Regions from separate parts of the Homo sapiens genome. Here region 2 is linked to region 1. The links are chromatin loops, found by intact Hi-C in ENCODE. Cell type or tissue: heart right ventricle. All regions are shown on one strand. Each heading gives the region's core, and the rest is flanking DNA. Links, peaks and the distances in the headings are about the cores only.

The links. A loop is a pair of places that touch in the nucleus more often than their neighbours do. Peaks named below come from ENCODE experiments on the same cell type or tissue, not always from the same donor. Only the 100,000 strongest peaks of a DNase experiment are listed, where the experiment ranks them.
Region 2: it touches region 1 in a loop (4-fold over the local background); 2 of 110 quality-filtered maps call a loop at or near these places.

Annotation. Positions count from the first base shown.
Region 1 is chr17:57,281,989-57,297,027 of GRCh38, reverse strand. All of the region lies in intron 5 of MSI2 (musashi RNA binding protein 2), which reads right to left. Among named protein-coding and RNA genes, the nearest start is that of MSI2, 33 kb to the right of the region's middle. RefSeq lists a silencer at 8,219-8,394 and an enhancer at 11,921-12,190. In heart right ventricle, for the core only: a CTCF peak has its summit at 8,137 (motif pointing left); DNase peaks (open chromatin) are centred at 8,154 and 8,757; H3K27ac peaks cover 4,504 bases.
Region 2 is chr17:57,217,850-57,232,888 of GRCh38, reverse strand. No RefSeq gene overlaps it. Among named protein-coding and RNA genes, the nearest start is that of MSI2, 31 kb to the left of the region's middle. In heart right ventricle, for the core only: no CTCF peak of the experiment used is centred there; no DNase peak of the experiment used is centred there.

The DNA.
Region 1 (15,039 bases), core at 3,684-11,683:
TGGCGCGGGCCTGTAGTCCCAGCTACCCAGGAGGCTGAGGCAGGAGAATGGCGTAAACCCAGGAGGCAGAGCTTGCAGTGAGCAGAGATCGCGCCACTGCACTCCAGCCTGGGCGACAGAGTGAGACTCCATCTCAAAAAACAAAAAAGCCTTAATATTTCAAAATAATTTTTGAATGACAGAAGAAATGCAAAAATAGCTTAGAGTTCCCCATACCCCTCATTCAGCTTTTCCTAATGTTCATCTCTTACATAACCACGATGCATTGATCAAACTAAGAAATTAACACTGATTCAATATTCAATACTATTAACTAAACTACATGTTTTATTTGGATTTCATCAATTTTTTTACTGATGTCTTTTTTCTGTTCAAGGATCCAATCCAGGATACATGTTGCATTTTAATATTATTTGTTTTTAAATATGTAAACATTTTATGATTATTTATTCTTCCTTGGTAAGTACTGGTACTCTGGGCAAAGACTTAATCCTTCTCCCTATCGTCAAAGAAAGCAATCTTTGACACGATCTTCTGGCCTCCAAAGGGAACAGAATTTGATCCACAGTGAGATAAAAACCCAGACAATGACCAAGCCTCTTAACCTTCCATAAGCAGCCACCACCCTGGCCTCTCTCCACAGCAACTAACTGGTATTTAAAAGTAATTTATGTTAATTGCAGTCGGCCATATATGAACACTACAAAGCCAGCCGGCTTCAAACAAAAAGGCTCAAGAGAGGAGCCTAACAAAAAATTAATTTTGTAAAAGACCTATTTCTATTCCAACTTGTTTTTAAATGTATGTTCTGAGTCACACACCATTAACTGTCTCAATTTATTAATAATCTCAGGGCAACCAACTATCTCAGATAATGCAACGATGAAATCTTGCATAAAAAAAGAAAATGAAATATCTATATGCAAACATTAAGCAGGTAGTCAGCTGTGATGACCAGAGAGGATTATTATTGTTTTTTAAACCAGAACATGTAGTAAGGCAAAAAAAAAAAAAAAAAAAAAAAAAAAAAAAAAAGGAAGGCTGCGTGAACTGGTAACTCAAACTTTGTAAAGAAAATTCTTCTCCTCTGAGCATGAGATTCTTTTAGAAAGACCAGTTCAAAGAAAAGTTCTATGGAATTCCTTCCTCCTCTCCCCCAAGCAAAGATTTGTGACGGGAGCAGAAAGCCCCATATTCTCAAAGACCCTTCTTTTCGCTGAGGAAATGACGGTGCTGTTTTGGCATTTTAAAGCAAGAACAAATACTTTAGCTATAAAATCCACTTTGTAGATTGAATCAGCAAGACAGCTGTTTATACAGAAACCCTTTCCTTTCTCCCTCCAAGCCCCTCAGTGATTCATATCAGCAATAAAACATTGGCTAGAACAAAGAAAAACGGAGTTTAAAGAAGAGAGACACAGGGCACACCCACCACCTTAATAAGTCTATTCCTTAACAGATAGAGCCTATTTCAACTTAGCCTATTTCCATGAATAATATTTCTCAACCTACCGCACCTGTATAAAAAATAATAATAATAATAATCCCCCAAAAACTGACCAACTTTTTGCTGCAGAGTCAGAAACTGAGTTCTTATTTGTGTAAAATGCTCAGTGGGTGTGACACAACCCATCTTTGATATGCTCTGGGCTTTGAAGTATGCTCTCTTTTTAGCCATGGGGAGCCTGATGACTCACCAGCACCCTTCTAGCTCCCCTCCTTGCCAACTGTCAGCCATCTCCCTAAGCAAGCAGGGCGGCAGGGCCACCAGATGCTGGGCAGGAGGCGTATTAATTCTCCTGAGTGACAGAGGCTTGGGGAAAGAAGTGGGCAGCGCTGCACAGAAAGACACATGACCATGACCATCCATCATCAGAAGCTAAACCCCAGGACCCAGTTTGCACTGGAGGGTGGGCACATTCCCCCCATCCCAATTCTTTCCTGTTCACTCTTCAAGGCCCAAGCCAAATGCCACTTCCTCTATGAAGCCTTCCCTGGCTCTCCCCAGAAACGACTCTCTGCTCGGTGGTCCTGAAACACCTTTAGCATCCTTCGCCCGCTGATCACCTGCCTCCCCAAACAGACACACACTCAAAGGCAAACTAGGCCCTTCCCTCATCTCTGTAACCCTAGCCCCCTGGCCTGCACCCAACCCAGAGCAGGGGATCAAGAAATGTTTGCTCAATGAATGAACCCAACTCACCTACCCCAGAAACCACATTACTAAATGCTAATTACCTCTCACTGCATGAATAATGGATGAGGAAATGAAATAACAAATGTCTCCTTGTTAGCCAAGTCGCCAAGTCCTTCGGGAGCACAAACACAGGATCGACTGACTTGTGGCTGTTGTAGGATGGGTCAGAGACAAGACAACTCATCTTGAAGGGGTGAGAGGCAGGGAAGGAGGAGAACCACATTGGTCCAGCAGCTGGCAGTACCCTGAGATGTTACCAATCAAGTTCTAGACAACTCAGACTCACTTCTTCACCTTCCCCAGCTTCAGCTAGCCCCTTGGAGTTGATTCTTGCATGGTATACTTGGAAACATTAGCAGGAAGGCAAAGAGTTGCCCAAGAATAAGCTCAACTCCTTTTTCTCCCGTGAAACTCACCCCCAACAGTGCCACGCCAGCTTTTGCCACATCTCGTTCATCTGCCACGGCCCCCTGAGATATGCCTGCCCCTGCACCTGCCGGCACTTAAAAATGAAAGCCAGATGCTCAAACAGCACCCAGATGAAGTGCTATACTGGAGCAAACAACAAGGCAAGATTTATGATAAAGGAGGTACCGGATCTCTTCCCACTCACTGGAATAAAAAGGTCAAACAAATATCCAATTTGTGGCTGGTCAGAGCCAGATCCTCCCATGTCCAAGATTCATTCTGTCAAAAATAAACAAGTCCGCCTCCAGAACATAGGGACATCTGCAGGGTCCCCTCCAGCCCCTCTCCTCTAAATCCCACACTACCCTGGAGAGACAGTACCACAGAGATGCACACAAGGTGACAGAGGAACTTTTTTCAGTTTCCCTGAACAAGCCTCAGAAAAAGTGAACATGCATTGCCTATCCATTTACAACATCTAACAGCCCATATTCCTTTAAAAAAAAAAAAAAACAGGCTGGGCACAGTGGCTCATGCCTGTAATTCCAGCATTTTGGGAGGCTGAGGCGGGCAGATCACCTGAGGTCAGGAGTTCGAGACCAGCCTGACCAACATGGAGAAACCCCATCTCTACTAAAAATACAAAATTAGCCGGGTGTGGTGGCGCATGCCTGTAACCCCAGCTACTCGGGAAGCTGAGGCAGGAGAATCGCTTGAACCCAGGAGGCGGAGGTTGCAGTGAGCCGAGATTGCGCCATTGCACTCCAGCCTGGGCAACAAGAGCAAAACTCCATCTCAAAAAAAACAAAAAAAAACAAAAAAAAAAACAAAAAAACAATAAAGCACTGATTACATATTCAGAGGATGTGCTATATATCCAGGAAAAAATTATGATCAGATACTTGAGCCTTTTCTAATTCTGCAAATAATCAAGTAATGGCAAGGTACAGCCAAGCGCTGTTGCAGCGTGAGGAGGAGGCGGAGGTGGAAGGAAGCTCTCCACATCAGGATCGCAGTGCTCAGGCGTTCAGAGCAGGCCTCAACCTGACAGCCCCGTGGGTCCAGGAGCCTCCCCGCCTCCCATGCTGGAATGCGAGCTGTACATACCTCTTGGTGGTTTCATACTCCAAGCCGGAAGCAGGACAAGTCATGTGAAGGCCATTCCAACAGTAGGGCCCTGAGTCTCTCCCCAGCCTCCCCTGTGGCCCCAGGCTCTGGAGCAAACACCATTCTCAGTTCACCCAGGGGTGGCTCTGAAAACCATGGGCACTGGGTAATGCTGACCAAGTCGACTGACTTTTTTTTTTTTTAACCTTAATGAGCCAATGCAGTAAATTCTTCAAATGTTCTCAGATTTACAACAGGTGACCTCTACAAAAGAAAGAAACCACTGTCTTATTTATTGGTTCAGAAGGTCAGCTTACTACTTAAACGGGTCTTTTTCTGAAACCTTTGGTACTGGGAAGAACTCTCTCTCCTTGACAAATCTTACTCCAAAAGTCAGGGTTTTCGTCTAGCGGGTTTTCTTAAAGTGGGGCATACCTGTGAGAGGGAGGCTCTTGGAGGGTCACTGTACATTTATACTTCCTTCAGCAACCAAAGTCTTAGGCCCCTAAAGCAACTCACAGAAAGGCTGTGAACTCTTCCAACCGTGCTGGCCCCAGAAAGGCTCCTTTCCCTCCTAACACTTTGTGAAATGACTCGCTCGCTCCCAAGGGCATCGTGGAGCCACATCTCCAGGTGAGACCAAGGTTTCCAGGCCTCAGCATCCTTTGGGGACCTGGTTTCAGTCACAGATGTCCAGGCACCTTAGCAACTGGAGATCCACAGGTGAGGGACCCCCCACCAACCTCCATTTCTAACAAGCACCCCCGAGGGGTTCTGATGGAAGTACTGGCTGCTCACAAATCCACCCTTCCTCCAGGTACCCTGCCACCCCAACCCCACTGGAGTCACCAGGTCTAAGGCACATGGGAGAGTTTGCCTCTCACCCCTCCTCCTTTCATACTCACTCTGCCCCCTGCTCTGGTCCAGGCCCTGTTCTCTTAGCTCCCTGGTCTCCCCCAGTCCATGACTTATAACACTGCCAAGAATTTTCTCTCTAAAATATCAATGTGATGATGCCCTGGCTCCTAAGCCGCCAGGATTCCAGACTGCCTTCAGGCAAAGTCTCTATCTCTTGAGCGGAATGCAGAACTTTTCCTGCTCTTGCCCCTAAATCACCAGTCCAGCCTCCCCTCCCATTCTCTAGCCCCTTCCCCCAGGCAGCTGTCCGAGGGTCTCCCTAGCCCCCAATCCACTGGACCTTCTCGGTGAATGCGTCCCCTCCTCTACGATCCTGCATTTTCACGCAGGTCTCGCCCACTAGCCCTCCTGAGGAGGGGGACTGTCTAGCTTTTGTTTCCATCCCTGACTCCCAATCTCCAGCACAGCACTCTGCCCATGGTAAAGGCTCAATCAGTGAGTTCACTCCATGAACAAATCCTCTCCTGCCTGGCCTGGTTAGTTAGAATGGCGGGGGAGAATGAGGCTGGGGTCTTCAGATGAGATCGGGCACATTCAGGGTGGTATGGCTGTAGACAGTGGGGTCTTCAGTTCCAGCTCCCCCGTCCTTCACTCAAAAAAAACCTATTCAATAGGCAGCCACTTAAACTTCTGGCCACAAGCAGGACAAGGCCAGGGTATATTGACAGCTCAAAACAATCCAGTCCTACCGTAGAGAAAACAATTCAAGTGCGGGACCTGCTGACAACAGGTCAGGTGTGTCATCTCCACACATAAGAAAAAGCAGCAGAGTCGATCCATCTTTCAGCATCCCCTAATGGTACTAAGCAGCATGTTTAGCTGTTATTTCAATAAGCCTTATTAAGACCCAATTTTCTTGGGTCTTCTTTCAGATTCTGCAACATTAAAAGCCTCGCTGCTTAATTACATTAGGAGCACCTGTATATATTATGTGCAATAAATCAACTTTAATTTACCACCACACAAGGCTATTCATCTTCTCTGGGTTATTTATTGCTCGGTATTATTGGTGGTGAATTGTATCCTCTCTGCTATACGGAAGAATAGTTGGGGTAAGAAAGCCAAAGCTGTATTTCAGAACACTCCGGGATGCTGATCACACATGTACACAGCGAAAAGGAAAGAAAAAGAAACATATAAGCGAATCTTGGCAATCTGCTCCTTGCTATTTTCCTAAAACACTCCCCAAACATTTTGATGTTTTCTTTTGCACGCATGCACACACATACCAGTTACCCGCTGAAACGACACAACCTGCAAAACAGGCCCACAGCTCTCGCCGGCAGAATTGAGTATGGGATGCTGGCTGAGCTGAAAAACAGGGACACTCCATGGGCCAGAGGAGACAAGTCTTCCCTCATCTGCTGCTGCCCCCAGTCCTAACGATGGGGTGCAGCCAGGACCTGACACCCAGGGGCATCTCGCAGAGGTTTACACCCAGGACACTGACGCAGGGCCCAAATCAGGCCCCCCAGCGTGGGCAGAACTGTTTCCCAGATAATCCAAGGTGGAAGACACTTCTCCTTGTGATGACACGGGGGCCCTTCATTCTTTAAGAATCTGACCAACACTGCCATTGAAGGAGCCACCAGGTTATATGCGGGCTCCCTGCAATATCACCACCTGAGATATTAAACACTGAGTCCTGGGCCCCAAGACTGAGACACCGATTTCAGCATGCCCAGGAATGGGTTCACCTGATTTTTCTGCATAGTAAAGTCTGAGAAGCACTTTCCTAAAGCCTCAGGAGCCAGGCTAACCATCTATTATAGAATAATATAACCAGGCCAGGGACAGTAGTTCACACTTGTAATCCCAACATTTGGAGAGGCCAAGGCAGGAGGATCACTCGGGGCTAGGAGTTAGAGACCCCCACCTGGGCAACATAACAAGACCCCATCTCTACAAAAAATTTTTAAAAATTAAATGGGCATGGTGGCATGTGCCTGTAGTGCCAATACTTGGGAGGCTGAGGTGGGAGGACTGCTTGAGTCCAACAGTTGGAGGGTACAGTGAGTTATGATCACACCACTGCACTCCAGCCTAGGTAACAGAGGGAGACTCTGTCTCTAAAAAGAAAAACTAAAATAAATTAAAAAGAATAGTGTAACCAATGATAATATAATTAAGGATGACTTCCTTACCCCTGGCCAGGCTATAGGCTCAGCCCTTTTCTTGCACAAATTCCTCAAGATGACCCCAGAGTAGGTACTATTACTCTCATCCCCATGTTATAGATGAGAAAACTGAAGCACAGAGAGATTAAATAACTAGCCCACAGTCCCACCTCTATAACTGGCTGGGCAGTCTGGTCCCTGCATCCATGCTGTCAACCATGGGCTATACTGCCTCTCCAAGGCCAGACTCCCCACACCCTCTCCAACTGGACAACCACCTTCTTTGGTTCTAAGCAAAAGAGAGGCAAAAGTCACCAAGACATCATGGGCTCCGCTTCTACTCCATAAAGCCATCTGGTTCTCCTAAGTCCAACATCTAAAACTACTTCATGGCAACTTGCCGGCAACACACAGTTCTGTCTCTGAGCTTCCCACCAACGTGATTCAGCGAGCTTCTCACAAGAGCAGGGTGCACCGGGCTGCCGGGCAGCACTCCTGCAGCAGAGGGAAGCCAAATCACTGGAAGCCGAAGTAGCATCACTGAGTGTTTCACGGCCTCCTCCTTCTCACCAAGGGAGCTGTGATGGATTTTATGGCACACAAGTGACTTTTTTACAAGCACAGCAGCAACCTCCAACTTTCATCTGATAATTTACCTTTAATCAGGGCCTAGAAAAATCCCTGGCCAACCAATCCCACCAGACAGCTCCTTCCAGGCTCGTCTTACAGACGACAGAGAGAAATAAAAGGGAAGAGAGGACGGCAGAGTCCTGGCAAGCAAAACTTTTTTTTTTTAATGAATTCATTTCAAATAAAAATCCATTCAGTGCATGCAGAAAAGCCAGTCCCTCTGAGTGACAAATTTGTGTGTGCCAGGGATGAGAGAGCAAATCAAACTCGTGGAGCTTGCAACCAAACTCCTAGAGGCCCAAACACAGGACTGCCAAGAGCCCAGGAGTGCAGAGTCATTCTGCTAAAAGAAGTTCCCACTCCAAAAAGCTCTATAGAGATGCTGGCCTGGGTGGAAACGTCCCCTCTCCCTGCCCTTTCACTTAACCAAAAGGGAAGACCAGCAGGAGCCGTGGAAATCAAACCCAGGGCATGTGGCTAGCCACCTGCGGGAGGCTGGGGCCTGGACCAGGTGATCTCTCCAGGCACTTTCCTGCTCTTGAATTTCATGAATATTTCATTGTCCAGGTTCCAATCCATGCAGAACAGAACCTCAGAAAACATACAAATATTTCCCCTTCTTATAGAGAAGTGACCTATAGTGCTAGACCAATGACTCTCATCTAAGGGTGACTGTGTCCCCCAGGAGACACGTGGCAATTGCTAGCTGTCACAACCAGGGAGGGATTGCTACTGGCATCTAGTGGGTAGAGGCCGGGGATGCCGCTAAACATCCTACTACAGATACAATGCACTCCAATGCACCCCCACTTCCCCAACCTCCACCCTTGCAACAAAGAATAATCTGGCTCAAAATGTCAACAGTGCCAAAGTTGTGGACCCCTGGCCTAGAGCACAGAAGGTAATCAAACGCTCACACTCCCAGCCTTCCCACAGCCTCCGTTCCCTGTAACACCACTCACTCCCAGCACCTCTCTAAATCAAGCAGGAATTAGAAACCAAACTGCACCATCTATCATCTAGACACTGGGATCCACCCTCAGCTGAGAGCCAAGGGTCTGTGCTGATTACAGCCAACCTCCCTCAGTCTCCGGTGCACGCTGCTCTCAGGCAGAGGCCAGAGAAAAGGATGATGACCCAGGAGAAGCTGGGACTCTGTGAGGCTAACTCTCAGTTTAGCAAACACCAGGAAGGTTAGGGGGAAGATTCTGTAGAGAAAGTCAGAAGGGTACAACTAACCTTTCAGGGCCTGGAAGGCTAAACAGCACACTCGGGCCTCTCGGTCCAAAGCAGTAAAATCAATGGTGTAGGGTTCGGTAACTGCACGACCTCCTCCCTGTCCCAGCGACAACAGCTGGGTCCAGGCTGGCTGCATAATCAACACTGACTAAGCACCTAACAGATGCCAGGAATTGTGCTACGTGCTCTACAGAAAGTTCTGTCTGTTCCCAGAGCTGCCACACAAGTCTTATTATCCCCATTTTACAGATGACACACATCAGGCTCAGAGAGGTTATGTCACTTGGCCAGGTCACATAGCCAGGATTCAATCCCAGAACTGTCTCCAAAGAACAGGCCTATCTACCATACCACATTGCCTCTCTTCTCCCAAACATCCCACCCCAGACAGAGGGATGGAGGAATAAAGGAGGAGGAGGAGGCTCAGAATCCTCCTGGAGCTCCTCCTGCTCCTCCTGGTGCCGCCCTGGCCTGCTCTCCCACACTCCCCACTACTGCTGTCTCCAGGGGCTCATCTGACCACATCTGTTTCGTCTATAGGGTCTCTCTGGGAAGATGGCCCAGTGCATTCCTTGCACTCCTTACGCACAATGGCATTGCCAGCACAGGACTCTGATTTCATTCATAACCGGCCGAAACAGACATCCTGCTCCGCTCTAGGCAGGGGCTGCCATGGAATCCATTTGACTGCCAGGCCGGCCAGGTGTGCAGTTTGCGAAGGTTTCAACCAGGCAGGGAAAGGGCTTTCCAATGCCCCACGTAGGAGCCGAAAGGCAGAGAAGCACCACAGGCCTCTTCCCTGGGCTAAAGTCCCAGTACCCAAAGCAAACCAGAGGACCAAACACCTAACACAAACCAACAACCACAGGAAAGCAGCAGCGGCCAACCAAGCCCAGGAGAGTCAACATGCAAGACTCCGCGACTGAGCAACAAGTTAGGATGGTAAGCCCCGGCAGTCCTCCACCCGCAGACAGCCCCTCACACACACTATTCTGTCCCCCACAGGACCCCTTCCTTGAGGCTGGCCGAGAGGGACCCATGGAAGGGGTGCTAGGCCAGCAAATTATATGGCACCCAAACTCAGGCCCAGCAGGGCTTCCAAGACACACAGGACAGCCTCGCCAGGCTGGGTGTTCACTGAGGGAAGCAGTTTCACACTTCCTTTCCTTGGGCCTGCACTAATTTCCCACACTCACATTGCAAGGAGGCATTCTTGGGCTCACGGGGCCCTCAGAAAGGGTCCTATTATAAAGGTTCAGCAAATTAAAAAAAAAAAAAAACAACTTTTTGAGACCACTTATTTGTAGGGTACTATAGAGATGATAAATATGGAGCAAAAGGGGCTGCTTTTTTTCTTTCTTTTTAAATTTCCAATGAAGAAATGTGGCTTCAAAACTCTCTGCGGCGCGAGCCAGTTGCCTCCAGGCCAGCCTCTCCCTAGGCCTTGCTTTGTTTCTGGGCATCACACTCTGACCTGCAGGACCCGCACTTGGCAATCAGCTTAAACCTACCTCGGCATTTTAATGAGCCAGACTGCCATCTCCTCCCACACTGCCCGCTCTCTCCTGGAAGAACACACCTTTCCTAATTCTGTTTGTTCACCAGAAAAATAAATAAATAATAATAAGCGGGGGAGGGGGTGTGGGTTTACTGGAAGGTCATTTTGCCTTAGGAAAGGAACAAATTAAGTCGAGGCTCACAGTGAGCCGGGAAATACATTCTCCATCAGACAAGCGACCTTGGGGCCTTCGGTTTTAGGCGGGAAAGGTCACTGGTAAGGCAGCCCCTTGTTTATGGAGCCCGGATACCAATGACGTGGTCACCTCCGAGAAGCACAATTACCAACAGGGGCACGCCAAACTCTTTTATTGGTTACCTCTTAAACACTCCAGAAATCTGTCCAAGTCCTTGCAGAATAGCAGAAAACAAAAGTGCTCTCAGCAGGAGGGGGAAGCCAGGACTCGATGATGAGCAATTAGTGAATCAATGACTCTCAGAGACACTGATTTAGACCAGCAGTTCTTATTAGCGACCGTCGAGGAAAATGCAGGGACACACAAAGCTTCCAGGAGAGACTAAAGCTTTAAAAACATTTTTTTAAAAATCACCACAAACTGCCTTCAGAGCTTCCCCCTAAAACACTTAAAATGTGTGCTCAGTCTGAGGAAAAAAAAAAAAAGACTATTTGTTGTTTCCTTAATGTCAAAAAAACAAGTGAAACTACAACCACTAGTTCTGTCGCCCCACATGAAAATTATTCTCTCAAAATCCCAAAAATGAGATAAGGAATTAGGTATTAGACAAAAGAAAGAAAGAAAAAATAAAGAAGAAAGAAGGAAGGGAGGGAAAGACAGAAAGAGGCTGGCTAGCTAATATGAACAGCATGAACTTTTTCTTACCCTCATCAGATTGCAGGAATATAAAACAGATTGGTCTCCACTCCCACTCCATCCATGTTGAATAAAAAGATACTGATTCACGTGATAAGACGTATTCTTTAGTACTTTCTTAATATAACCCCTCATCATCTAAACACCTGTTCGGAAAATCAGAACTACACAACAGAAAGTGAGTGGTAGGAGGCTTGGCTAACTGACGGGCAAGGAGAAAAGAAAACATTTCTAAAAATATAATGATGCTTGCTAAGAAAATAGAGTTCCATGTACACAGAAATTCTCAGGAATACCTACTTGGGGAGACGTTCCTGTAACTGTTTTTAAACATTCAGTTCCATCCCACAGAATTCAAAACACCTACTAAGAACACAGAAGCTTCCCAGGCATGACTGTGGGGGCCGGAACCTTCCACAAACTTTATTTGAAGGCTGCTAATAACATGCAGCTGGGCATACTTTCCCCACACCCCAGCCTCTCCTGAAAAGTGCGCCCTCCCACCACCACCTTCCTTTCTTTCTGATTTTGTGAATACCAGCGAACGCTGAGACAATGCGGTTCACCGTGAAAATGGAAAACCGCAAGTTGGCCTCCTCAGCAGCAGCCAGCCCCCAGCCAAGGGCCCTCTGCAAACTTCCCCTTTATTTGTTCCTTGGTTTGGTTTCTGCTGGGTTGCTAATCTATTTGCTCTAAGCTATTGGAAGAAGTCGGCAAAAGAAAACAAAAAGGCTTTCTTCCTAGCAGGGGAAAAATGGGTAACCTTGAACCCAAAGAACCCTCCCTCCCCTGAAACTCCGGCTACTCTGAAAGTTTGTTGCTATCTAACCTTGAAAACAGTATGTGCCTCAGGGTCCCCTCCGCACTGGGCTCTAACAAGGATGTTGACGGTTCCTTATCTAAGGGGAAGGATGCAAACAATTTTTTTTAAGGTGAAAAGAAGAAACTTCTAAGAAACCGACGCCAATCTATGCACAGAAAAACCTCCCCTATCCTCCTACAAGTCTTCCAGAAAGGGGAGGGGTTGAAGAAAGAGAAAATCCAAAAACTGATCACTGCTAAGCTCCATAGTTTCAATAAATTGTTACCAATGTTGTCTTCGAAGGCAAAAAAAAAAAAAAGGTCATTTTAATTCTGGTTGAGGAGGGCATAGGGTAAACCCCTGGCCAACTTGAGCTTCTCCCATCCCCAGCAGATGAGGCTGAGGTTGATCCAGAGGTGACCTGTGCCAACAAGCCCTCCCCCAATGGGGGCAGATGACGCCATGAAGCCCCATGCTTCTCATCTCCATGGTGACCCCAAAAAACAAAATCAACTCTACACTAGGAGACACAAGAGTCCCATCAACTTAGAAACTTTCTTCTTCTCAGTAATAGTCTCCTACAACATTTTAATGAAATACTTTTTTAAAAATTGGGGTCAGAGTGTTTTACGTGGGATTACAGTCAAACCACATCTTCCCATCTCTTCGTACTTATTCACTTAAAAATATATATATGCTGCAGATTTCAAAGTGGGCTGTGACTGCACAGCTGTAGGGAATGAGCTTGTCAAGAGAAAAAACACACAGGCACACCTCTAAAACACATACATAAAGCACACAGATTTATTTTTTGTTTGGAGTGAGAGACACATCAGTTCGAGTTCTAGGCCAGCAGCTGTACTACAAACGTTTCGGGGTGGCGGGTGCGGGGTGGATGGCAGGGGCAGGGGGAACACAGGAGTGAGCCTCAAGGACAGCTGAAATGAGGGCCACCTTCGAAACCCTGCAGCCAGGCGTCACCAGGACTACCATGACCGGGTGGAGGGCCCAGCACAGCCAATCCAACTCTTTCATTAAAGAAGGGAAAAAATTCAACAGGGATGAAAAGAAACCAATACTTGGGCAATGCTCAACTCAGCGGGCCCCTTTTGAGAATTAAAAAGGAAAATAAATCTGGGGCTGTGTCGATCCAGAAAATCAGAGCAATGGGCTTCCCTGTTGAGAGGAGGCCACTTGATTCGCCTGAAGTTGACTATTTGTGTTGGCACTAGATCCCCTTAAAGATTGTTTACAAATACAGAGCAATCAATATTTCCTAACCCAAGGGTCTCCGGGATAGAAACATGGACCTGCTGGGCACAACGTGAGTGCTTCCCATGCGTCCCCACGCACCTGCCACCCTCTGCTCCAAGCCTGGGACACACATTCCCCTGGACCCGGCAGGCCCCACCTGAACCACGCTTCCGGGAGTGCGCGTGCGCGTGTGGTCTTCTGCCTCCTTTAACCTCCTTCACTGGGCTGTTCATCCCAGACTAAGCACCAACTTGGCTGACTCTGGAGCCTAATTTTCTCCTCCCATGCTTTCCTAGGGCCTAAATCGAGTTTTTTTGTTTGTTTGTTTTTTGTTGTGTGTTATCATTTCAGTATTGTTTCTAGTTGGGGGATTTGGAAGAGGCTGTTTCTTTCCTCATCCTCTCTCTTCCTTTCTTTCCTTTATATCTAAACACATTTTCACATGCTCTTTAAGTGGCTTCAGGTTTGGCATCCATCTCAAACACATCTATAATGGATCAGGAGCCCAAAATCTGTTTCCGATTATAACAGACAAATCAAGCCCCCCTGAAGTTGGAGGCGGGGAATGGGGAGAAAAAGTCTTTAATGGGTCAGCGATACAAAGGGACTTCTGGGGTTCTGCCCACAAAGGAAGCACTTCAGCCCCAGGGGCTGACATTACTGACTGACCCTGTGCGGCCTCTGCTTATAAACTTCCCAGCACTCACTCCAGAGACTTTACGGGCCAGATTCCGCCCTTAGTGAAATGGCATTTTCTAGAAGTCCCGGTGAGTTTGAAAGGGAAAAGAAAGGGAGTGGAGAGGAGGCACAGAAGCCCCCTCCTCTTCCAAAAATGGCAAGCCCCCACACAGAGAACACAGCTGCAGGAAGATTAAAAACATTTTATTATTTAAAGAGGTACAGAGGGTTACTGGACATGGGCAATTTAAAATTAAATACAACTCTCGTCACAGCCGTTTGCAGTTAAAGGTGAACATGGTTATTTTAAAAGCAAAATCGCCCTGCCAGAAGGACTGCCGTTCAGCAAGGGGCCCAGATGCCGCCTCAATTATTAAAGTCGTAAGCTGGCCATTCAACTGCCCTGACGGCAAGTCTCTTCTAGAGACAGAGTTCCCTGAAAAAAAAAAAAAGTCTGCCCCCCACCCCCCAACCCCAGCCCAAGCATAAAGTAAACGCTTTAGAGAAAGTGAATAATATCTTGTCACGGAGGTAAAAGACTCAATTATAAAACCTTCAGAAAGATTCTCAAGGAACATCTACCTACGGTGACAGAGACTTACACAAAACCAGAAGACAAGCTAAAATATTTCTCCCCTATCCACCCCTACCTACTCCTACCCCTAACAAAACAGAACAGGGAGAGGAAGCAGGGAAATGGGGGAGAGGCTGCCATAAAAAAATGATCTCGAGACCTGGGCACTTATCTGACATAAAGCAACATCCTCCAATCCTGAAAGATGAGCCTGCCACACACACACTTCTTTATCATCTCAGCAAGAAATATGGCTCAGGAGGCCAGCACTAATTTTAGTATCAGATTTATTATACAGCAGGGGGCAGGAATTCTTCAGGCCTGTGCCTTGTCTCCCAGTGCAGGACTAAACTGCCTTCAGGATGGCTCCTTGGAGGAGCAGCAAGGCTAACAAATAGAAACTTCTGGATTCCTGATATTCAGGAATCCTTGGAAAATACGCAACTGGCCCTCCAAGCTGCTTCCCAGTCCTTTCAAAGCCTCTGTGGGTGCTTCTAAGAGCTCCCCACTCTGAATAAAAGACCACAACACACATCTCACTTGTTTGAAATGAACCCGTCACCCCAAGCAAAGACAGGAAACCCCAAGGTCATAAAGCAAGGGTACACCAACATAGTCTGAAACCAAATCCAGTAGTGACAACTCCTAGTCTCCCCGCTTTGATCTGAAGGGAGATAAAGCTAGGGAAGTCAAAGCAGTGACAAATTTAAAATGTTGACATCCTC
Region 2 (15,039 bases), core at 3,130-11,129, 64 kb after region 1:
AAATTTTCACTTGTTTTCCACAATTTCTTTTATAGATGGTTTATTCAAACCAAGATCCAATCAAGAACCATGCATTTCAATGGACTGTGTCTTTGATGTCCCTTTGAGGTTGCAACAGTATCTTGTTCCAGCCCCTAACCAACCTCTCCCACTCCCCACTTTCTTTGTGTATAACTTTGACTTGTTAATGAAACCAGGCTAAATACATAGTATGCTAAATAGCTGAATGTAGCATAACTGTGCACTCATTTTCTTATTTCTGGACATTTCTGTGGATTCTAATGCTTCCCTAGCATAAACAATGTGGCAAAGAACATCCTTAAATCTTAGTTTGTCATAAAAGTACAAAATTATTTGCCATCTAGTGTGTTATTGTACTACCCTGTCTGCTTCCTCATCCTCTCTTTGATGTATATCTGGTGACCTGTGATATCAACTTGGATGCTTGTCTTACAGTCATTCTGTTCTCAGGAATTTGATTATGTCACAGTCTAACCTGGGTGCTCCAGGAAAACTGGTCTGCCTTTGCTTAAGCAAAATGAGTTATGCCCAATGCCCTCCTCCTCAGCCCATCCTGCCTCTCCTCACCCTGTCCAATTTCCACCCATCCCAAAGCCTCCAGCCAGTGTACTTCTTCCATGTACTCCTCCTTCCTATGTCTCTTCAGCAGAGTGGCCTCCTGCTTTTGTGCTACTCTGGTGACAATGATGCTGCTGGGTTGTACTTGGCCTCTGGGCTTCTAGCAAATCTTCTCTCCTCTCCTGGAGAGTGGGGACTGTGATTTATGTATTCCTGCCTTCTACACAGCATCCAGCACCGTCCCCTTCTCACAGCTGCACCATGCATACTCATTGACAGAATAAATGGACAGTTTGCAAGACATCAGTAGTGGGATGCAGGGTGTCAGCCACCTTGTAATCAAGCCTAATTAAAGATCTCAGAGACCTTGGACAAGTTATTTTGCCTTTCTAAGCCTAAGTCTCCTCCCCTATCAAAAAAATAAATAAAAGTATCTACCTAATAGAGTTTTTAGAAGAATGAAAGGAAACAAATATGTCTGTGTTCTTAACCCTATTAGACCCTATCAGACCTAATTTTTTTTTTTTTGAGATGGAGTCTTGCTCTGTTGCCCAGGCTGGATTGCAGTGGTATCATCTCAACTCACTGCAACATCCACCTCCCAGGCTCAAGTGAGCCTCCCACCTCAGCCTCCCAAGTAGATGGGATTACAGGTGCCTGCCACGATACCTGGCTAATTTTTGTATTTTTAGTAGAGTTGAAGTTTCACCATGTTGGCCAGGCTGGTCTCAAACTCCAGACTTCAAGTGATCCACCCACCTTGGCCTCCCAAAGTGGTGGGATTACAGGCATGAGCCACGGCGCCCAGCCAGACCTAATTTCTAAACATATATTCTGTAAAGGCCTCTTTCACTATCCTGAAATTAAATTCAGAGACAATATACCTACAAACATAATTCCTCCAAAAATGATGTCCAAGGTATAGTATAAAGGGTAGATAGATACACACAAATTTGTGTTTCAACCTGTGACTGCCTTGGCATGATTCCATTAGAAGACACATTGAAGGAGTGAAATGATAGCAACTAGTTATAATGAACATATTAGCTTGGATTTAGAGCTTAAGGAAATCAAGGAGCAGAGGTACAGGTGTTCACCACAATGACCCTGTTAGAAGAAATGAAAACAAACCAGGCTTGTTTGCATATGATAAGAAACAAGAGAGATATAATCTTAATTGAAGTAAGAATAACATGCCAAGACAAATTAAAAATTATCAAAGTGGAAAAATTGAGGAAGAAGAAGATCTCACAAATAAACTGGTCCTTATTAAGAAGAGAAGCATGGCCAGGCACAGTGGCTCACGCTTGTAATCCCAGCACTTTGGGGAGCCGAGGTAGGAGAATCACTGGAGCCCAGGAGTTCAAGACCAGTCTAGGCAACATAGTGAGACCCCCATCTCTACTATATATATATATTTTTTAATTAGCTGGTCATGACGGCACATGCCTATAGTCCTAGCTACTTGGAGGCTGAGGTGGGAGGATTGCATGAGTCCAGGAGTTTGAGGCTGCAGTGAGCTCTGATCACGCCACTGCACTCTGGCTTGGTGACACAGAGACACCCTGTCTCCACAAAAACAAAACAAAATAGGCCGGGCGTAGTGTCTCATGCCTGTAATCCCAGCACTTTGGGAGGCCGAGGCAGGCAGATCACCTGAGGTTAGGAGTTCAAGACCAGCCTGACCAACATGGAGAAACCCTGTCTCAACTAAAAATATAAAAAATTAGCCAGGTGTGGTGGCACATGCCGGTAATCCTAGCTACTCGGGAGGCTGAGGTAGGAGAATCGCTTGAACCCAGGAGGCGGAGGTTGCAGTGAGTCGAGATCTTGCCATTGCACTCCAGCCTCGGCAACAAGAGCGAAACTCCATCTCAAAATAAATAAATAAATAAATATAAAATAAAATTTAAAAAGAAGAATTAAAATAAGCCCCTATGCTATGACACAGGACAAGGTATGATTTTCAGTTTCTGAACGACCAGGGGATACTGAAAAGTCATATGAGACACAGTGCAATTATTCTTTGGGCAGGACTGCCCTAGGCACTGTAGGAGTCTAGCATCTTTGGCTCCCCACTAAATGCTGATAATGGCTCCCATCCATAATGACAATCTAAACAACTCCTTCAGATTTTCAAAACTCCCCAGAAGGGCAGTGCCACCCCCCCCTTGAGAACCACAGATACATGTGAAAACCATTTGAAAAGTTAAAAGAGCTTTGCAAATACGCACTATGATTAATCCATTAACGTTACAGTGGATTTTCAGTGGACACTGTACATTGGTACTATTTAAATGAAGACTGTTGAATTATAAAACATGAGTCTTTTTTTAATAAAATTGATTTCCATTTCTGGAAACATGGCAAGTGAATCAATATACTTATTGAAAATAACTAAAAATTCTGGATTAAAAATAATTTAAGAGCATCAGTGAATAAGCAGAAAAATTAACAATTCTTAGTCCAGGGATTTAGCGGAGTAGTTGAGAGATGTGGGTAGAGCAATGTGTTCCAAAGGCATTTGCTAAACCTGCTGAATTTGAGCTTTGGTATTCATGGCCTCACAAGACTGTGAAAAAGGAGACAAAGCCCACCGTCTGACCAAGATGAGGAGTTTAATAAGTAGTCTTCCACCATAAAGCTGGGATGCTTCCAAAGGCTATCCCCTTTGTGTAAGGGGAAATTCAGAAACATTTCCCACATTCGGGCCAGGCGCGGTGGCTCACGCCTGTAATCCCAGCACTTTGGGAGGCCAAGGTGGGTGGATCAGCTGAGGTCAGGAGTTTGAGACCAGCCTGGTCAACATGGTGAAACCCCATCTCTACTAAAACTACAAAAATTAGCTGGATGTGATGGCAGGTGCCTGTAATCCCAGCTACTTGGGAAGGCTGAGGCAGGAGAATCACTTGTACCCGGGAGGTGGAGGTTGCAGTGAGCCAAGATCGCGCCATTGCACTCCAGCCTGGGCAACAAGAGCAAAACTCTGTCTCAAAAAAAAAAAAAAAAAAAAAAAGGAATATTTCCCACATTCTCTTGAAGACTGCAGGGGAAATCTGCCTCACACTTGCACTGAAGAGGGTAAGACAGGTGCGTATGTTTATGTGTGTGTCTTTGTGTGTGTTTGTGTGCGTGTGTAGACACACGTGCCAAGAATCATCACTAAACATTCAAACCACAAGCTGTCCATGACACAGTTTATAGCAAAAAATCCACACTCTGGGTGGTCTGGATAGACCAAGTGGAGAATGTAACTGGAGTGATCCCAGAAATAGTAATGCCTCCAGAACCTGGCAGAAGCAAAAGTGAATCCTTTATAGAGGAAGCCAAATTTATCCCAGACTTCAAAGTATTCCCACACATAAAATGTCAAGGAAAACGATCAGTTTAAAGTTAAATGACAGAGAGAGAGAGAGAAAGAAACTAACTACACAATAAAATAGGGCACTTAAGAACTAAGTGCAAGAAGCAGCAGATAGCTAGAACAATCCTGCAAAAACTTCAGATCTTGAAATAAGACAAAGACTTTTAAACAACCACGTTTCATACATTTAATAAAAATAAAAATCATGCATGAAAATGTATGCAAGAAAAAGAAAACAAGAAAACAAGTGATTTTGAAAAAGAATCTAAAGAACTTCTAGAAAAAAAGAACTCAGGGGACAGATTTACTGGAATAATAACATGGGAAATATATAAATAGCTAACTATTTAGCTAGCTAGCATTTATCTCTATCATAATGAAGTTGCAGAGCACCAAAGACAAAAAGAATATCTTAATAACAGTGAAAGAGAAAAGACAGATTATTTTTAAAAGAGTTTCAGACAACTGGCTGGGCGCGGTGGCTCACGCCTGTAATCCCAGCACTTTGGGAGGCTGAGGCGCGCGAGTCACGAGGTCAGGAGATCGAGACCATCCTGGCTAACACGGTGAAACCCCATCTCTACTAAAAATACAAAAAATTAGCCAGGCGTGGTGGCGGGCGCCTGTAGTCCCAGCTACTTGGGAGGCTGAGGCAGGAGAATGGCGTGAACCCGGGAGGCAGAGCTTGCAGTGAGCCGAGATCGTATCACTGCACTCCAGCCTGGGCGACAGCGAGACTCTGTCTCAAAAAAAAAAAAAAAAAAAAAGAGTTTCAGACAATTTACTACTCATTAGCAGCAACTGAAATCAAAAGACAATGTATGATATCTTCAATGTGCTGAGAGAAGATGATTGTTCATTTTCAACTCTATATTCATAATTAAGGAGGAAAAGTCATTTTCAGGCAAACAAAAACTGAGACAACTTGCTACTAACAAACCTTCAGTTCTGGCAGAAGAAAAGCTAGTTCAGATGGAAGGTGTAGAGAACAAGAGGAAATAAAACACAAAAAAGTGAGAAAATAGGTGAAACATTGAACATTTAAAGCAATAGTAATAGACTTGTGGGCTTTTGAAAGAAAAGTTGATAGAACTAAATGCACAACAATAACAGCATATGTGTCAGGAAGGCATAAGTGGAAGTTGTAAGATTTCATATTTTTCCGAAAAAGAGTAGAATTGCTAAGTAACTTTGATTTTGCTAAGTTATTTGCTGCTATTTCTAGAGATTCCATTTACAGAATAGAAACAGTTCTCAAATCGGTGGAGGGAAAAAGTGGAAATGGAAAAAAGAACAAATCAATCCAAAAGAGGGCAAGAAAGTAGAGAAAGAATGGAACTTGTGGGAAAATAGTAGTAAAAGAAAAGGTATAATAGCTATAGAACCAGAAATATGAAAAATAATGACAAATATAAATGAATTAGATGTTTCATCTAAAATACAAAGCTTGTCAGAATGAATTTTTTAAAAATCAAACTATATGCTGTTCATAAGAAACATATCTCAAGAGTATACAGAGAGTCTAAAAGCAAAAGGGGGGAAAAGGTGTACTAAGAAAATGTGTACTGGGTTTAGCTATGTTAATGAGCAAAGTAGACTTAAAGCAAAAAGCATTGCTAGAGACAGATGCCACTTCAAGACGTTAAACAAGTCAGTTCAACGCAGACTATTTTAAATTTACATACTCAATAACTTTTGAAATATATTAAGCACAAATTCTGCATGGAGGATAAGGTCTGAAATCATATGTATATATATCTCCCCAAAATTGGTAATTACCAAAAGAAATAAACAAATCAGGAACCATGGTGGGGCACTTAACACACCTCTTCCAGTAACTGGTAGAACAAACAGAACAAACAGGAAAAAACATCAGTAAGGATACAGAAGATTTGAACAACACATGCAGTACAACTGACCAAAGGGACATTATATCAATTCAGGAAACAGATGCCAAGATAAGATTAGACATGCCAGAGGTGTCTTGGGGAAACTGCCCACGAAGGATAAAGGAAAGGAAGCAGTAGCAGGCAGAGAGAGCCTTCTGCCCACAATACCAATCTGAAAGGAGTGGGAAAAGGAAGAACACTTGAGTAGGTAGAGTCTCAGACTACAGTGCAATTCTATAAAGGGCATGGCCAGGCTGATGGGGTGCCTTTGAACCAAAGTTGCCCATTTAAAAAGTCTCAAATCCCACAGGAATGGGCCTGCACTAGTAACCACGACAAGCTCAGCTCCACCAGCTGGAAGCAGCTCAGAGGAAGAGTGGTCTCAGCACAAATGCATTGTGGGATCCAAAGGAATAGTGGTTAGGGCTGCCAGTCAACTGTGCACCCCATAGCAGGAGAGCTGAGTTGCACACGTTCATGACCACTCTACGCATATTTAGCAGAAGAGCTGAGTGGCGCGTTTTCATTGCCATCACAGACATATTTAGAACACCATACCCAACAACTGCAGAAACTCATGCTTTTCAAGCACACATGGAATATTTACAAAAGTTGCTGATATACCAGGTCATAAGGCAAATCTCATATTTTTTAAGTATTGAAATCATATAGAATACATTCTCTGACAACAATGAAGTTAAGGTAGAAATCAGTAACAGATAGTTAATAGAAAATCCACATATACTTATAAATTAAGAAACCCGTGTTTAAATAACCAGGGGCTCAAAGAAGAAAACAGCAGAAATTAGAAAATATTGAGTATGGAACTGTAATGAAAATACACAGCAAAACTTTTGGGATAGATGAAACAATTCTGAGGAAAATTTATGGCCCAAAAGGCTATGTTTAAAAAAAAAAGAAAAGAAGGCTGGATGAGGTGGCCATGCCTGTAATCCCAGCACTTTGGGAGGCCAAGTGGGTGGGTCACCTGAGGTCAGGAGTTCAAGACCAGTCTGACCAACATGGAGAAACCCTACCTCTACTAAAAATGCGAAACTAGCTGGGTGTGGTGGCATGCGCCTGTAATCCCAGCTACTCGGGAGGCTGAGGCAGGAGAATCACTTGAACCTGGGACATGGCGGTTGCAGTGAGCCGAGATCCTACCACTGCACTCCAGCCTGGGCAACAAGAGCAAAACTCTGTCTCAAAAAAAAAAAAAAAAAGAAAAGAAAAAAACTAAATACTAATGAACTAAACATCCATTTTATGAAGTTAGAAACACATCAGCAAAATAAACTCAAGAAAGGTAGGAAAAGAAATAAAGAGAAGCATAGAAATTAATGAAATGGAAAATAAACACAACAGAGAAGATTAGCAAAGCCAAACGTTCCTCTGAAAAGACTGATAAAAATGACAAACCTCTGGTAAGACTGACCAAGAAATAAAGAGAGAAAGCATAAATAAACAATATCAAGAATGAAATACTGATATAAATATAAAGGCTTCACAGATTGAAACAAAATAATAAGAGGACATTGTTGAACATTTTTATGTCACTAAATTTGAAATCTTCTAAGAAACAGACCCACTCTCAGGAAAATCTAACTGACTAAAAGAGAAACCCCAAACAATCCTATAATCATGAAAGAAATTGAATGTGTAAATTAAAACCTTCCCACATATTAAACTCCAAGCCCTGCTGGCATCACCAGCAAGTTCCAGACACTCAAAGAATAAATAATTCTAATTGTATGCAAGCTATTTCAAAGCATGTAAAAAGAGGCCTCATTCCCTCAACTCATTTTATTAACTTAGCATTAACTTGCTGCCAAACCTGACAGTACAAAAAAGAAAAATTTCGGCCAGGCACGGTGGCTGATGCTACAGGCAGTTTGGAAGGTCAAGGTGGGTAGATTGCTTGAGCCCAGGAGTTTGAGACCAGCTTGGGCAACAGGGTGAAATCCCAGCTCTATAAATAAATACAAAAATTAGCCAGGCGTGGTGGTGCATGCCTATAGCCTCAGCTACTTGGGAGGCTGAAGCAGAAGGATCACTTGAGCCCAAGAGGCGGAGGTTGCAGTGAGCCAAGATCGCACCACTGCACTCCAGCCTGGGCAACAAAGTGAGACCCTGTCTCAAAAAAAAAAAAAAAAAAAGAAAAATTTCAGGTAAACCTCACCCAAGAACATGGATTCAAAAACCATAAACAAAATATTGGCAATCTTATTCAGCAATGTATGAAAAAGATAAGGTATCCTGTAGTATTCCTCCCTTATCTGTGGTTTCACTTTCCATGGTTTTAGTGACCTTCCTGCAGTAAACTGTGGTCCAAAAATATGAAATGGAAATAAACTATGTGTTTATTTCCAGCAATAAACAATTCATGTTTTTTGTTTGTTTGTTTGTTTTGAGACGGAGTCTCGCTCTGTCTCTTAGGCTGGGGTGCAATGGCGTGATCTCGGCTCACTGCAACCTCTGCCTCCAAGGTTTAAGTGATTCTCCTGCCTCAGCCTCCCGAGTAGCTGGGATTACAGGCATGTGCCACCATGCCTGGTTAATTTTTGTATTTTTAGTAGAGACAAGGTTTCACCATGTTGGCCAGGCTGGTCTCTAACTCCTGACCTCAGGTAGTCCTCCCGCCTCAGCCTCCCAAAGTGCTGGGATTACAGGCATGAGCCACTATGCCCAGCCAACAATTCATATTTTAATGTGCATGTTGTTCTGAATAGCGTGATGAAATCCTGCACCATCCTACTCCGTCACTTCATCTCATCATGTAGGCATCGTCTCATCTCACTTAATAAAAGAAGGGTGAGTACAATACAATAAGATATTTTGAGAGAGAGAGACCACATTTACATAACTTTTATTATAGTATATTGTTACAATTTTTCTATTTTGTTAGTTATTGTTAATCTCTCACCATGCCTGATTTATAAATTAAACTTTATCATGGGTATGTAGTCAGGAAAATACATAGTATACATAGGGTTTGGTACTATCTGCAGTTTCAGGTATCCATTGGGGTGGGGTCTTGGAACATATTCTTCACAGATAAGTGGGGACTATTGTACATCATGAGAAAGCAAGATTAGTTGAACATTTAAAATCAATGAGAAATTTCCACTTTCACATAATAAAGGAGAAAAATCATATGATTATTATCTACAAATGCAGAAAAGCATTTGATAAAACTCAACATTCGTTCTTGGTTTAAGAAAAGAAAGCTTTGAATAGAAGGACACTTCCTTTATATGATAAAGGTTATCTGCAAAAAGCACTATACTAGAGGTCCCAACCAATGCAATGAGGTAAGAAAAAGAAACAAATGATATAAAAGTTATAAAGGAAAAAACTACCAATATTTGCAGACAACACAGTTGATACATAGAAAATCCAAAGGAATATGCACACACTATTAGAATTAATAAGTCAATGTACAAAGTTTCTAGATACAATATAAATATGACCAAAACCAATTAAATTTTATAATCTGGCTGTAAGCATGTTGAAATAAAAATTTTAAAATATCTCTTACAATAGCATCAGAAAACATAACAATTCTAGGAACAAATCTTCACTAGATGTGCAAGGGTTCTACATAGAAATGGTAAAACATTATCAATAAATATTAAAGAAAATTAAACATATAGAATTATATTGTGCTTATCTTACTATTTGTCTTCTATTTGTTCCATTTCTTTTTTGTTCTTTTGATCCTCTTTTCCTGTCTTCTTTTTGCAATGCTTGAGCATTTTTTTTTTTTGAGACGGAGTCTCGCTCTGTCGCCCAGGCCGGACTGCGGACTGCAGTGGCGCAATCTCGGCTCACTGCAAGCTCCGCTTCCCGGGTTCACGCCATTCTCCTGCCTCAGGCTCCCAAGTAGCTGGGACTACAGGCGCCCGCCCCCGCGCCCGGCTAATTTTTTTGTATTTTTAGTAGAGACGGGGTTTCACCTTTGTTAGCCAGGATGGTCTCGATCTCCTGACCTCATGATCCACCTGCCTCGGCCTCCCAAAGTGCTGGGATTACAGGCGTGAGCCACCGCGCCCGGCCGCTTGAGCATTTTTTATGATTCCATTTTAATCCCCACTATTGTCTTACCCAGACCTATTTGTGTGTTTACTTTTAGAGGTTGCTCTGAAGTTCTCACTATACATCTTTAATGTAATATAGTCTGTCTTTACTTCACATTTAGCATATGAACCTTACAACAGTATACTTTCATATCTCTTTTCCCATCTGTGCTATTTTTGTCAGACCTGTACATGTGCTATAAATCCCACAATACTTTTTTTTTTTTTGCTTTAAGCTATTAATTATCTGTTCAAGAGATTTAAAAGTGAGGAAAAAATCTGTTACATTTTCCTATACCTTTACCACTTGTGGCACTTTGTATTCCTTTGTATAGATTCTAATTTTCTTATTTATTTATTTATTTATTTATTTATTTATTTATTTATTTATTTATTTATTTTTAAAATAAAGATACGGTCTCACTATGTTGCCCAGGCTGGTCTTGAACTCCTGGGCTCAAGTAATCCTCCTGCCTTGGCCTTCCAAAGTGCTGGGATTACAGGTATGAACCACTCCACCTGGCTGATACTAATTTTCATCTAGTGTCATTTTCTTCTGCCTGAAGAACCTCTTTTAATATTTCTTGTAGTACAGATTTGCTTGTGATGAATTCTGCTGGCTTTGTTATCTCCAGAGAAAGTCTTTATTTGTTCTCTATTTTTGAAATACATTTTTGCTGGCTATAGAATTTAGGGTTAACAGTTTTGTTTTGTTTTGTTTTGTTTTGTTTTGTTTCTATCAGTAATTCAAAGATGTTGCTCCATGTACTTTTGGCACGCATACTTCTAGAAGAGAAGTCTCCTGTCATTCTTATCTTTGTTCCTCTGCACATAAAGCGTCTTCTCTCACTCTACCAGCTGCTTTTAAGATTTTTCTCTTTATCACTGTTTTCCACAGTATGGAAAGCTGTGGTATGGTATGCCATAATTTGGTTGTTTATTCTGTTTGGAGTTTGTTGAGCTTATTAGATCCATAGATTTATAGTTTTCTTCAAATTAGGAAAGAAATTCATTAATCATTTATTCAGATATTTTTTCCCATCTGTCTTCTCCTTCAGGAACTCCAATTGCATGCACATTAGACTTCTTGATATAGTTCCATAGGTCTCTGATAATTGTTTAAATTTTTCCATATTTTTCTCTGCATGTTTCATTTGGAATACTTTCCATTGCTGTGTTTTCAAGTTTACAGAACTTTTCTTCTGCAGTGTCTAACCTGCTACAAATTCCATTCAATATATTTTTAAATTAATAAACTTTATTTTGTAGAAAAGTTCACAAACCTAAAGGATCACATCAAAACTGAGGGGATAGTACAGAGAATTCCCATGTTCTCCTGTCTTCACACATGAACAACCCCCTCCCCCCACTATCAGCATCCCATATCACAGAGGTGCATTTGTACTTATGTCAATAAACCTATATTGACACATCATTATCACCCAAAGTCCATAGATTACATTAAGGTTTACTCTTAGCATTGTACATTCTATGGGTTTTGACAAATGTATGATGACATGCATCTACCATTGTAGTACAGGTTAAGTATTCCTTATTCAAAATGCTTGGGAACAGAAGTGTTTTGGATTTCACATTTTTCTCGATTTTGGAACATTTGCATTATAGACTTACCAGTTAAGCATCCCAACATGGTGTTTAAAAGTTTTGGATTTTGGAGCATTTCAGACTTCATATTTTTGGACTTGGGATGCTCAACCTGTATCATATAGAATAGTTTCACTGCCCTAAAAATCCTCTGTGCTCTGCCTATTCGTCCCTCCCTCCCTCTCTTCTCCAACTGGCAACCACTGATCTTTTTATCGTGTTCATAATTTTGCCTTTTCCAGAATGACACACAGTTGAAATCATATAGTATGTGTACTTCTCAGATGGGCTTCTTTTACTTAGTAATATGCATTTAACTTTCCTCTATGTGTTTTCATACCTTAATAGTTTATTTCTTTTTGTTGCTAAATAATATTCCACTGGTGGTCAGGCATGGTGGCTCAGGCCTGTAATCCCAGCACTTTGGGAGGCCAAGGTGGGCAGATTGCTTGAGCCCAGGAGTTTGAGATCAGCTTGGGCAACATAGTGAAAACTCATCTCTACAAAAAATTTAAAAAATTAGCTGGGCATTGTGGCATGTAACTGTAGTCCCAGCTACTCGAGAGGCTGAGGTGAGAGGATCACCTGAGGCCGGGAGGTCGAGGCTGCAGTGAGCTGTGATTGGGCCACTGCACTCCATCCTGGGCGACAGAATAAGACCCTGTCTCAAATAATAATAATAATAATATTCCATTGTCTGAATGTGCCACAGTTTATTTATGTATCCATCTACTGAAGGACATCTTGGTTGCTTCCAAGTTTTGGCAATTATGAATAAAGCTGCTATAAACATCCACGTGCAGGCTTTTGTATGAAAATAAGTTTTCAACTCATTCGAGTAAATACCAAGGAGTGTGATTGCTGGATCACATGGTAAGAGTTTATTTAGTTTTGTAAAAAACTTTCAAACCATCATGTAAAGTGACTGTATCATTTTGCATTCCTACCGACAATAAATAAATTCCTATTGATCTACATCCTCCTCAGTCAGCATCTGGTGTTGTCAGTTTCGGGATGTGAGCCATTCTAATGGGTGTGTAGTAGCACCTCAATTGTTGTTTCAACTTTCAATTTCCTAATGACATGTTAAACTTCGTTTCATGTGCCTACTTGCCATCTATATATATTTTTTAAGTGAAACGTCTGTTACAGTCCTTTGCCCATTTTTAAATTCGGGTTGTTCATTTTCTTTTTCTTTTTAGAGATGTGGTCTCACTCTGTCACTCAGGGAGGAGTGTAGTGGCATGATCATAGCTCACTGTGTCTCCAACTCCCGGCTCAAGTGATCCTCCCATCTCAACTTTCCAAGTACCTGGGACTACAGGGATGTGCCACCACACCTGACTAATTTTTTAAAAAAATTTTTTTGTAGAGACAGGGTCTTACTATATTGTCCAAGCTGGTCTCAAACTCCTGAGCTCAAGCAGTATTTCTGCTGTGACCTCCCAAAGTGCTGGGATTACAGGCATGAGCCACTGTGCCAGGCTTCTTATTCTCTTGACATTTTCTTTGGGAGAGCAGATGTTTTTAATTTTAATAATATCCAGCTTATCAATTATGTCTTTTGTGAATTGTGCCATTGGTGTTGTACCTAAGAAGTCATTGACATACCCGAGGTCACCTATGTTTTCTCCTGTGCTATATTCTAGGAATTTTAGTTTTGCATTTTACATTTAGGTCTATGATCCATTTTGAGTTAACTTTTATGGAGAGTATAAAGTCAGTCCAGATTCATTTTTTGCATGTAGATATCCAGTTGTTCCAGCACCATTTGCTGAAAAGACAATCCTTGTTCCATTATATTGCCTTTGCTACTTTAACAAAGATAAGTTGACTGTGTCTATTTCTGGGGTGTCTATTCTGTTCCATTGACCCACTTGTTTACCTTTTCACCAATACCACACTGTCTTGATTACTGTAGCTTCATGGTAAGTAAACGATACAGTACATAGTAAGTCTTGAAGTTGGGTAGTGTTAGTCTTCCAACTCTGTTCTTTTTCAATATTGAGTTGACTGTTCTAGATCCTTTGCCTCTCTCTATAAACTTGAGAATCAATTTGTTTATATCCACAAAATAACATGCTGGAATTTTCATTGGGATTGCATTGAATCTATAGGTCAAGTTGGGAAGCATTAACATCTTGATAATATTGAAGTTTCCTATTCATAAATATGGAAAATACCAAACTTTAGTGACACTAGTGTTAATAAGTTCTGATAACCCACTACCATCCGACCAGCTTAGAGTTTTGTCGTTTCAATAATGTTACACATATTTTGTTGGATTTATACCCAAGTTCAGTTGCCCCTCAGTATCCATGGAGGATTTGTTCCAGGACCCCCAGAGATGCCAATGTCCAAGGATGCCCAAGCCCCTTATATAACAGGGTATAGTATTTGTACAACCTACACAACATCCTCCACTATATATTTGTGTAAACCTCCACATATTCTCCACTATACTTTAAATTATCTCTGGATTACTTATAATACCTAATACAATGTAAATACTAAGTGAATAGTTGTTATCCTGTATTGTTTAGAAAATAATAGCAAGAAAAAAGTGTGTACATGTTCACCACAGACACAACCATCCATTTTTTTTCAAGTATTTTCAACCCACAGTTGGTTGAATCCATGGACACAGAATCCAGGAATATGGATGTTCTCAGGCAAATAAAAATTGAGGAAATCTGTTGGCAGTAGACTTGCCTTGAAGGAATGTTAAAAGAGGTTCTTACAGAAAAGAAAAATAATGTAGGTCAGAAACTTGAATCTACATAAGGGAAGAGTATCAAAGAAGGAATAAATGAGGAAAACAATGAAAAGTTTTATTTTTCTTATTATTAATTGATCTAACAGATAGTTTGTTCAAAATAATAATAGCCACAATGAATATATACGCTTTGTATATATATGCTTATGTATAAGAGAAATGAATGACAGCAAGGACACAAAGGATTATAGGGAGGAATTAGGAATATTTTCCTGTTATAAGGTATATATACTACCCATGAAGCAGTATAATGGTAATAAAAGTGATTTGAGGCTGGGCACAGTAGCTGGCCTGTAATCCCAGCACTTTGGGAAGCCAAGATGGGCAGATCACTTCAGGTCAGGAATTTGAGACCAGCCTGGCCAACATGGTGAAACCCCGTCTCTATTAAAAATACAAAAATTTGTGGTCATGCATGCCTGTAGTACCAGCTACTCAGGAGGCTGAGGCAGGAGAATCACTTGAACCTGGGAGGTGGAGGTTGCAGTGAGCCGAGATCACACCACTGCAACTCAACCTGGATGACAGCGGGAGACTCTGTCTCTAAATAAATAAATAGACTTGGCTTAGTTGTGAATATATATTGCAAACTCTAGAGCAACTACTGAAGAAAAGTTAAAAAAAAAAGAAGTAAAATTGATGACTAAGAAAGAAGGGAAAATGGAATCATATAAGGTTTTCAATTAATACCACAAAAGGCAAAGAAGGTGTGGAAGACAAAAATTCCCATTATGTCTGTTATTCCTTTTT